2 separate regions of the Homo sapiens genome follow, and region 1 is linked to region 2. A link is an interaction called in ENCODE POLR2A ChIA-PET data of the cell type or tissue named here. Cell type or tissue: IMR-90. All regions are shown on one strand. Each heading gives the region's core, and the rest is flanking DNA. Links, peaks and the distances in the headings are about the cores only. Region 1 overlaps SNAPC3 (small nuclear RNA activating complex polypeptide 3). Region 2 has its middle 21 kb from the start of SNAPC3.

What was found. ChIA-PET counts read pairs that join two places held together with the same protein. Peaks named below come from ENCODE experiments on the same cell type or tissue, not always from the same donor. Only the 100,000 strongest peaks of a DNase experiment are listed, where the experiment ranks them.
Region 1: POLR2A ChIA-PET joins it to region 2 with 5 read pairs; 2 of 35 experiments call an interaction of 5 or more read pairs at or near these places.

Annotation. Positions count from the first base shown.
Region 1 is chr9:15,452,426-15,456,821 of GRCh38, reverse strand. SNAPC3 (small nuclear RNA activating complex polypeptide 3) reads right to left here. Exons shown (of 9, transcript NM_001039697.2): 7 at 3,617-3,781. Among named protein-coding and RNA genes, the nearest start is that of SNAPC3, 32 kb to the right of the region's middle. In IMR-90, for the core only: no CTCF peak of the experiment used is centred there; no DNase peak of the experiment used is centred there.
Region 2 is chr9:15,399,236-15,403,631 of GRCh38, reverse strand. No RefSeq gene overlaps it. Among named protein-coding and RNA genes, the nearest start is that of SNAPC3, 21 kb to the left of the region's middle. In IMR-90, for the core only: no CTCF peak of the experiment used is centred there; no DNase peak of the experiment used is centred there; H3K27ac peaks cover 1,581 bases.

The DNA.
Region 1 (4,396 bases), core at 95-4,094, 53 kb before region 2:
AAAAGCCCTACATTGCATACTCTTAATAAATGTAAACCATTTAAAAAAATAAAAGGGCAGATGTGGTGGCTCACGCCTGCAATCCCAGCACTTTGGGAGGCCAAGGCAGGAGGATCGCTTGAGCTCAGGAGTTCAAGACCAGCCTAGGAAACAAAGTGAGACCCTGTCTCTACAAAAAATAGAAAAATTGGCCAGGCATGGTGGCATATGCCTATAATCTCAGCTATGGGAAAGACTGAGGGAAGACGACTACTTCAGCCCAGGAGGTTGAGGCTGCATTGAGCCATGATTTTGCCACTGCACTCCAACCTGAGCAACAGAGTGACATCCCCTCTCAAGAAAAAAAAAAAAGTGTAAATTGTTTGTCTTTGACACTCAAACAAATCATGTTTCTTTTGTTGATCACTGTATCAAGAAGTTACCATGAGTTTAATGGTCATGTTTTTATCCTTCAGCCTTGGAATCACGTTGTTTATAGAAATAGGCCTACACTATAAGAAATGTACGGAAAAGGCCAGGCGCAGTGGCTCTTGCCTGTAATCCCAGCACTTTGGGAGGCCGACATGGGCGGATCACCTGAGGTCAGGAGTTCGACACCAGCCTGGCCAACATGGTGAAACCCCGTCTCTACTAAAAATACAAAAATTAGGCCTGGCATGGTGGCTCACGCCTGTAATCCCAGCACTTTGGGAGGCTGAGGTGGGCGGATCACCTGAGGTCGGGAGTTCGAGACCAGCCTGACCAACATGGTGAAACCCTGTCTCTACTAAAAATACAAAATTAGCTGGGCGTGGTGGCGCATGCCTGTAATCCCAGCTACTCGGGAGGCTGAGGCAGAAGAATTGCCTGAACCTGGGAGGCAGAGGTTGTGGTGAGCCGAGATCACGCCACTGCACTCCAGCTGGGACAACAAGAGCGAAACTCGGTCTCAAAAAAATAAATAAATAATACAAAAATTAGCCGGACAAGGTGGCACGTGCCTGTAATCCCAGCTACTTGGGAGGCTAAGGCATGAGAATTGCTTCAACCTAGGAGACAGAGGTTGCGGTGAGCTGAGATCATGCCACTGCATTCCAGCCTAGGCAACAGAGCGAAACTCCGTCTCAAAAAAAAAAAAAGAAAAATATATGAAAAATAAGGCCATCAGAGAGAATAGGGGATTGCCTTCCATCTTATGTTTATTACAAGGCCAGCACATTTTCCCACATTTGAAAGGAAGAGCAGGCAGAACAGCTTATATAATTTTTTTTTTCTTTTGATACAGTCTTGCTCTGTCACCCAGGATGGAGTGCAATGGCACGATCTTGGCTCATTGCAACCTCCGCTTCCCGGGTTCAAGTGATTCTCGTGCCTCACTCTCCCAAGTAGCTGGGACTACAGACGCCCATCACCACACCTGGCTAATTTTTGTATTTTTAGTAGAGACAGGATTTCACCATGTTGGCCAGGCCGGTCTTGAACTCCTGACTGCAAGTAATCTGGCCACCTTGGCCTCCCGAAGTGCTGGGATTACAGGCATGAGCCACCATGCCAGGCTGCTGATATAAAATTTTAATAACATCAAAGACATAAATGTACTGTCTATAATTTTAAAAGTCATATAAATCCAAGGTTTATGTATTCTTCTGGCTCTTGCCTCCCCATTCTTCTTCCCTAGGGGCAATTGTTTTCCATTCTTAATTGTTTGTTTAGAATTTAGCTCCTCAACTTCTCACCACAGAACTACCATAATTTTGGTTAAACAGATATTTAATTCAGGACGAATTACTGCTACTTCTACCTAAGCCACACAGTTGACATCTGTTGGACGACATTTTGTTTTGTAGCTATTAATCTATTAATTCTCTCCCATTTGCATTTGCTTAATTTTCTTATTTATTTATTTTTTGATATGGAGTCTTGCTCTGTCACCCAAGCTGGAGTGCAGTGGCACGATCTCAGCTCACTGCATGCTCCACCTCCCGGGTTCACGCCATTCTCCTGCCTCAGCCTCCCGAGTAGCTAGGACTACAGGTGCCCACCACCACGCCTGGCTAATTTTTGTATTTTTAGTAGAGACGCTTTCACTGTGTTAGCCAGCATGGTCTCGATCTCCTGACCTCGTGATCTGCCCGCCTTGGCCTCCCAAAGTGCTGGGATTACAGGCGTGAGCCACCGGGCCTGGCCCATTTGCTTAATTTTCAGTGTACCTGTCACGAATTCAGTCCCCTATTTTCTGACAGAACAGTGAACAACCGGGAGTCTACCAGTTCTATTTTTCCTCCCAGACATCCTTCCTGAGTTCTGTATGCTCCTGGCTCCAGACCCTTGATCAAATCTCTGGGTCTGGTGTAAAGCTCTCACACTGGGATTTCACTTTTCCATAATTCTGAGAATCCCTTTTATGTCTATTTAACCTATTCTGTGTTGCATTCCATGTCTTTCTTGTTCATGGTTTACACTTTCTGTGAAGCACTTTTACATCTTCTGATAGTTTCCTGAGATGGAGTGCATGGGATACAAAATTTTGGAGAAGAGTCAGTAAGACCAAAAATGGAAGCAGGGACTTTCTGAAAGCATCAGCTTCTTTCTTTTTTTCTTTTTTTTTTTTTTGAGACAAGGTCTCACTCTGTCACCCAGGCTGGAATGCAGCGGCATGATCATAGCTCACTGCAGCCTTGACCTCCTGGTCTCAAGCAATCCTCACGTTTTAACCTGAGTAGCTGGGATTACAGGCACACACCACTATGCTCAGCTAATTTTTGTATTCTTTGTAGAGAGGGTTTCACCATATTGTTCAGGCTGGTCTCGAACTCCTGGGCTCAATTTGCCCACTTCAGTCTCCCAAAGTGTTGGGATTATAGGCGTGAGCCACTGCACCCGGCAGGCATCAGTTTCTATTAGTGGTATAATAAATTACTAATTAATACCAGTAATTACTGGTTTCTAATTACTGGTCAAACACAGGTACATTATTGTTCCACAAAAAACTTTTAAATGGTCTCTCATAAGGAATCAAACCAGCAATGGAGCAGGGTTTATTCGTACATAGTATTCCTTCTTAAACTGTGATTTCCTAAATAAAGAGGAAATGAATAGCCTTATTCATGGAATAGAGCTATTAGCTGTCTAAAATTTATAACTCATCCCTAAGTCTTATTTTAGACTATCTTAGCTCCTTCCCAATTTAAATCTTTGTCAAAGCATTAAGACTTCACATTTGTCAAATATTAGAATTACTCTTCCTCCAATTCCCTTTTATCTTCTTCAAATTTTGGCAAAAAGACAAACCTAAAAATAAAGTTGCAATGTTATATATAAATGGATAAGTACTATATCTGAATAACAGCTATTTAATACAAAATAGAGATACTTTTTAAAGTATTAACAGATTTTTAACCGTCTAATAGTAAAGTATTTCTTAAAGATTTTCCAAAATAATGAACAATAGAGGATGCAAATGGATGGAAAGAGTTGGTATTTGCATGGAAAGAAGACAGTATTTTTGCTGCTCCCAAGCCAAGTTGCAATGGTTATTACTTTTACTCCTCTTATTTTTAAAAAAACTATCTCTGGTTTTGTACTCTGAAATAAAGAAAAAAAAAGGTAACAAAATGTCTTAAGTGCTGTCACCTACCTTATGTCAGTAATGACAATGACATGTTCACAGTCTCCCTGATGACAGTATAAGTAAGGAAAACCCAGTTTAATACACAAGTCATTGAAGGTGAAATCTTCCATTCTAGCAGTCTGAAACTTTCCATAGCCTCTATCATGGGACTCTGACCACTCAATGATAGTTCTGAGGGGGGAAAAGGCAAGGATATATCATTTTTCCACAAAAACTTAAAAACTACAGAAAACAGTTTGTGATTGCAGTAATTCACATTAACCTAGCTCACCCAACTAACTGGACAGTTGCCATCTTGAGATGAAGACCAAAATGTTTGACACATGTTGAGATTAGGAACGCTGAATTTTCATAAGGGATCAGTTTTCTGCAGGTTACATGATGTGCATCACTTTAGCTTAAATGCAAAATGTGTAACAATGCCACTCATTGTGTTTTGAAAAATATTTTTCACAAAATGTTAGTATGTAATGAGATTAATATTTCAAATACTTCTTAGTTTCAATGTTTAATATTATAAATAGTGATAGTTATAACCCACATAAGCAGTAGCTCATTGGGGTCTTCAATTATTTATAGTATAAAGAAATGCAAGGCTGGGCATGGTGGCTCACACCTGTAATCCCAGCACTTCGGGAGGCCGAGGTGGGCGGATCGCTTGAGGTCCAGAGTTCGACTCCAGCCTGACCAACATGGAAAAACCCCATCTCTACTAAAAATACAAAATCAGCCGGGCGTGGTGGTGCCTGCCTGTAATCCCAGCTACTGGGGAGGCTGAGGCAGGAG
Region 2 (4,396 bases), core at 157-4,156:
ACACTTTATTGAAGTATAAGTGACACACAAAAAGATGTACATATTTAATGTATACAATTTAATGAGTTTGGTGATGAGTATACACCCGTTAAAACATCACCACAATCTACGCCATAAATATATCCCACCACCTAAAGTTTCCTTCCAGGATTAGGTCTCTTTTGATAGATAAATTAATTTAAGCAGAGGAAGGTAAAGTAACATGAACAAAATTATCTGAGCCTCCAGTGATCACATTTTCCCTATCACAGCGCCCTCTAGGTCCTCTTGAGTCTTATCACATGCACACAGGGCCCATGGTACCTGTCTTGATAGTGACTACAAGCCAGCCAATCAGGGACAATAGAATGCACTTGGAGTCAGGAACCCTCCACTCTAACTCAGCTGTGCTGTTAGTTAGCTGGTGGCTTCGTATCTCATCTGTAAAGTGAGGGATTGATCAGATGACATCTAGGCTCTTCCATTGCTCTAAAAATGCCTTGCCTCTGGTTTTACAGCCTTTAAGGCAATTAGAGATCACTTCTGCCTTAGAGAGCTTTAATTTGGTCTGCAGATCTATGCCATACTGTTGCCACATTTTGTTAGCCTCCACAAAAATATGCCAGTATCCTTGACATTCTTCTCTACTTCTTTGCTTTTTTTTACACATAAAATATGAGATTTAAAGAAGCAGAATTGAGTGCCACACCAGTGTGATTCCCAAGGAAACTTGCAACTTACCTATAGTTTCTTTCTTTCTTTCTTTCTTTTTTTTTTTGAGATGGAGTCTCGCTTTGTCGCCCAGGCTGGAGTGCAGTGGTGCGATCTCAGCTCACTGCAAGCTCTGCCTCACGGGTTCATGCCATTCTCCTGCCTCAGCCTCCCGAGTAGCTGGGACTACAGGCACTCGCCACCATGCCTGGCTAATTTTTTTGTATTTTTAGTAGAGATGGGGTTTCACCGTGTTAGCCAGGATGGTCTCGATCTCCTGAACTCATGATCCGCCCGTCTCGGCCTCCCAAAGTGCTGGGATTACAGGTGTGAACCACTGTGCCTGGCCCCTATAATTTCTAAAGTATAATTTGGCATATTGTCTTCTATACTTCTCTGGTCTATAGAAGTTTTTATACTACCCTCCTCCCAATTTTTGGAAATGAAAACCTTTTTTTTTTCAAATGATGTACTTATTCAGAATTCCAAAATGTAAACCAAATGTAAATGAGTAAGAAAGAAAGTTATATCAACAACTGAGAAAAAATATCCTTCTGGGAAAAATTTTTGTATTTGAAAAGACCTTTATGGATAGAATGTGAGGCAAACTTATGTGCACAAGAAATTAACAGAATTGTGAAGGTAGAGGGATGGCATAGAAATAGGTAGAGAGGGCTCAGCAACAGAGTGGTGGGCTAGATCTCAAGGTTCCTGGAAGTAATGGAAAGACCTTTATAGGAGTAGATGTGTCTAATATTCAATTTTAAGGTGTTAGGTTTCTGTGATTTAAATCCTGCCCATTTCCTCACTTGGTCTGCTACATACACTAACACCCTTATGTAAGTTGGGCATTTTGTTTGTTTGTGTAGGGTGGGTAGTAGGGGTACAAAATAAGGAAAAGGACTGATTCCATGAAAACTAATTCATTGAAAGCAGAAACTATTATTTATCAAGTGCTTCCGGGTTCCAGGCAATATATCTGGTACATTTAATCTTCTAAACTATTCTAGGAATTAGGTCCTATTATTATTTCTGTTTTCAAGATGATAAAACTAAACCCTGGGGAAAATACACATTATTTGTACCAAGTTATCCAAGGAGCAAATGCTGAGAGTAGGACTTGAATTCTGATTTGCCTGACTCCAAACTCCATTTCTCACCCAGTGATTGCTCTCTATGGCTGCCTGTGTGTTACGGGAAAGACACAGGACTGTACAGAAGAACATCCTTTCAAATTGGGAAGGAGTCAAGAGACCAAAGAATGACCCAGAGAAGTCTAGTTATTCTTAATTAGGACTTACGGACAGGGCATTCCTGGGCAGCAGCAGGACATCTCCGGAGAACTGCTCTACCACCCATCTGTAAACTGCTTTTAAGCTATTTTTTTTTTTTGCCCTTTGCCTACTGCGTGCGACGAGACTGTTTTTTTTGGTATGTTCCCAGACATGCTCTGGAATGTTTAGGTTCTTAGGGACACTTTCTTTTCAGCTGGTCATCACGGCCTTGGCTCACTGCCCAGCCTTCAGGGCTCAAGGAGTGGACATACACCCTTAAGTAACCTGGTGGGGATCCATCACCCAAAACCATGACGGACAGGGATTTAGTCACTGGAACTACAAAAACCTGCAACTAGTAGCGAGTTATGCTTTCTACTCTTCTTTATATTGTTCCTTATGAGTTGGTTTTGTTTTTGTTATTGATATATTTTGTATGTCAAAGTCCTAGCTGAGTTTGGTGGCTTATGCCTGTAATCCCAGCACTTTGGGAGGCTGAGGCAGGAGGATTGCTTGAGGTCAAGAATTTGAGGCCAGCCTGGGCAACATAGAGAGATCTTGTCTCTATTTATAAAAGATAAAATAAAGTTTAAAAATATCTAAACAAAATATATGGAACTACTATTTTCAGGCTCAGGATGACAGATACGGGCTATAATCCTTTAAAGAAGGGAAACTAGTGAGGTGAGCTCCAAGTTTATCTGCCGGAGCTCTCTGGACTGCACAGTAAAGAGCCCAAGAAGAGAATAAGGGGCTTCTGAAGCTGCTGAGAGAGTTGGAATTTGTGGGACAATGAACCACTGAGAGGGCTCTGCACTTGAAGGAGAATGGAGAAGAAAGGGGCCAGAAATGTTTGTGGGGTAGCTCCTGTGGGCTTCTTGGCTGAGGCTGAAATGCGTGTATGTAAGGCAAGGATCTGCAAGGCCTAGCAAAAGCAAAAAGTTGAAGAACTGAAAGGGAAAGTAGCTAAGTTCAAATTATAGCTGAAGATTTTAACTACTCTTTCAATAATTGATAGAACAGAAAGACAAATAATCTTGGATATGGAACATTTGAGCAATACTATTAGGTCAACTTGGACTAATTAACATTTAGAGAACACTAACCCAAGAACTGCAGAGTGTACATTCTTTTCAAGTCACTCGGAATGTTCAGCAAGATAAACTATATACTGGGCCATAAAATATGTCTCAAATTTCAAAAAACGGAAGTAATGCAGAGTATGTTCTCTGACCACTGAAAAATAAAACTAGAAATGAGTTGCCATAGATATCTTTAAAAAAAATAAAACCCAAGCTGGACATGGTGGCTCATGCCTGTAATCTCAGTGCTGAGGCGGGAGGATAGCTCTAGCTAAGGAGTTTGAGACCAGCCTGGGCGACATTGTGAGACCTTGTCTCTACAAAAAAATTTAAAAATTATCCAGGCATGGTGGCATGTGCCTGTAGTCCCAGCTACTGGGAAGGCTGGGGTGGAAGGATCACTTGAGCTCAGGAGTTCAAGGTTATAGTAAGCCATGATGGTGCTACTACACTCCAGCCTGGGTAACAGAGTGAGACCCTGTCTCTAGTAAACAAACAAACAAACAAACAAACAAAAAAGCCCAAATATTTTGGATATTAAATGACATACTTCTTTTTTTTTGAGACTGTCTCATTCTGTCATCCACGCTGGAGTGCAGTGGCGTGATCTTGGCTTACTGCAACCTCCGCCTCCTGGGTTCAAGTGATTCTCCTGCGTCAGCCTCCTGAGTAGCTGGGACTACAGGCCTGCGCCACCATGCCCGGCTAATTTTTGTATTTTTAGTAGAGACAGGGTTTCACCATGTTGGCCAGGATAGTCTGGATCTCCTGACCTCATGATCCGCCTGCCTTGGCCTTCCAAAATGCTGGGATTACACGCGTGAGCCACCGTGCCCGGCAAATGACCTACTTCTAAACAACCTACAGGTCAGAAAAGAAATTCCAAGAGAAATTTTAAAGTATTTAAAACTGAATGATAATGAAAACACAACATATCAAAATTTGTGGGATGTAGCTAATGCAGCACTTAGGGGGAAATTTATAGTCTAAAATGATTGATTATATTAGAAAATAGATAAGCCTTCAAATTAAGGCTCTGAGTTTCCACCTTAAGAAGCTAGAAAAAAAAATAAACAAAAAGTAAGTAGAAGAACCAATAAGAATGGAAATAAGAAAGATAAATCACAGAAAAGACAGATCAAACTATTACAGCCAAAAGTTAATTCATTGAAAAGGCTAATAAAATTGAGGGAAAATGATAAAGAAAAAACAGAGAAGAGACAAATTAAAATTATCAGGAGTCAAAAAGGGGACATCACAAGAAATCCTATAGAAAGAAAGGGAATAAGGGAATATTATGATGAACTTTATGCTAATAAATTTGACAACTTAGAGAAAATGTACAAATTC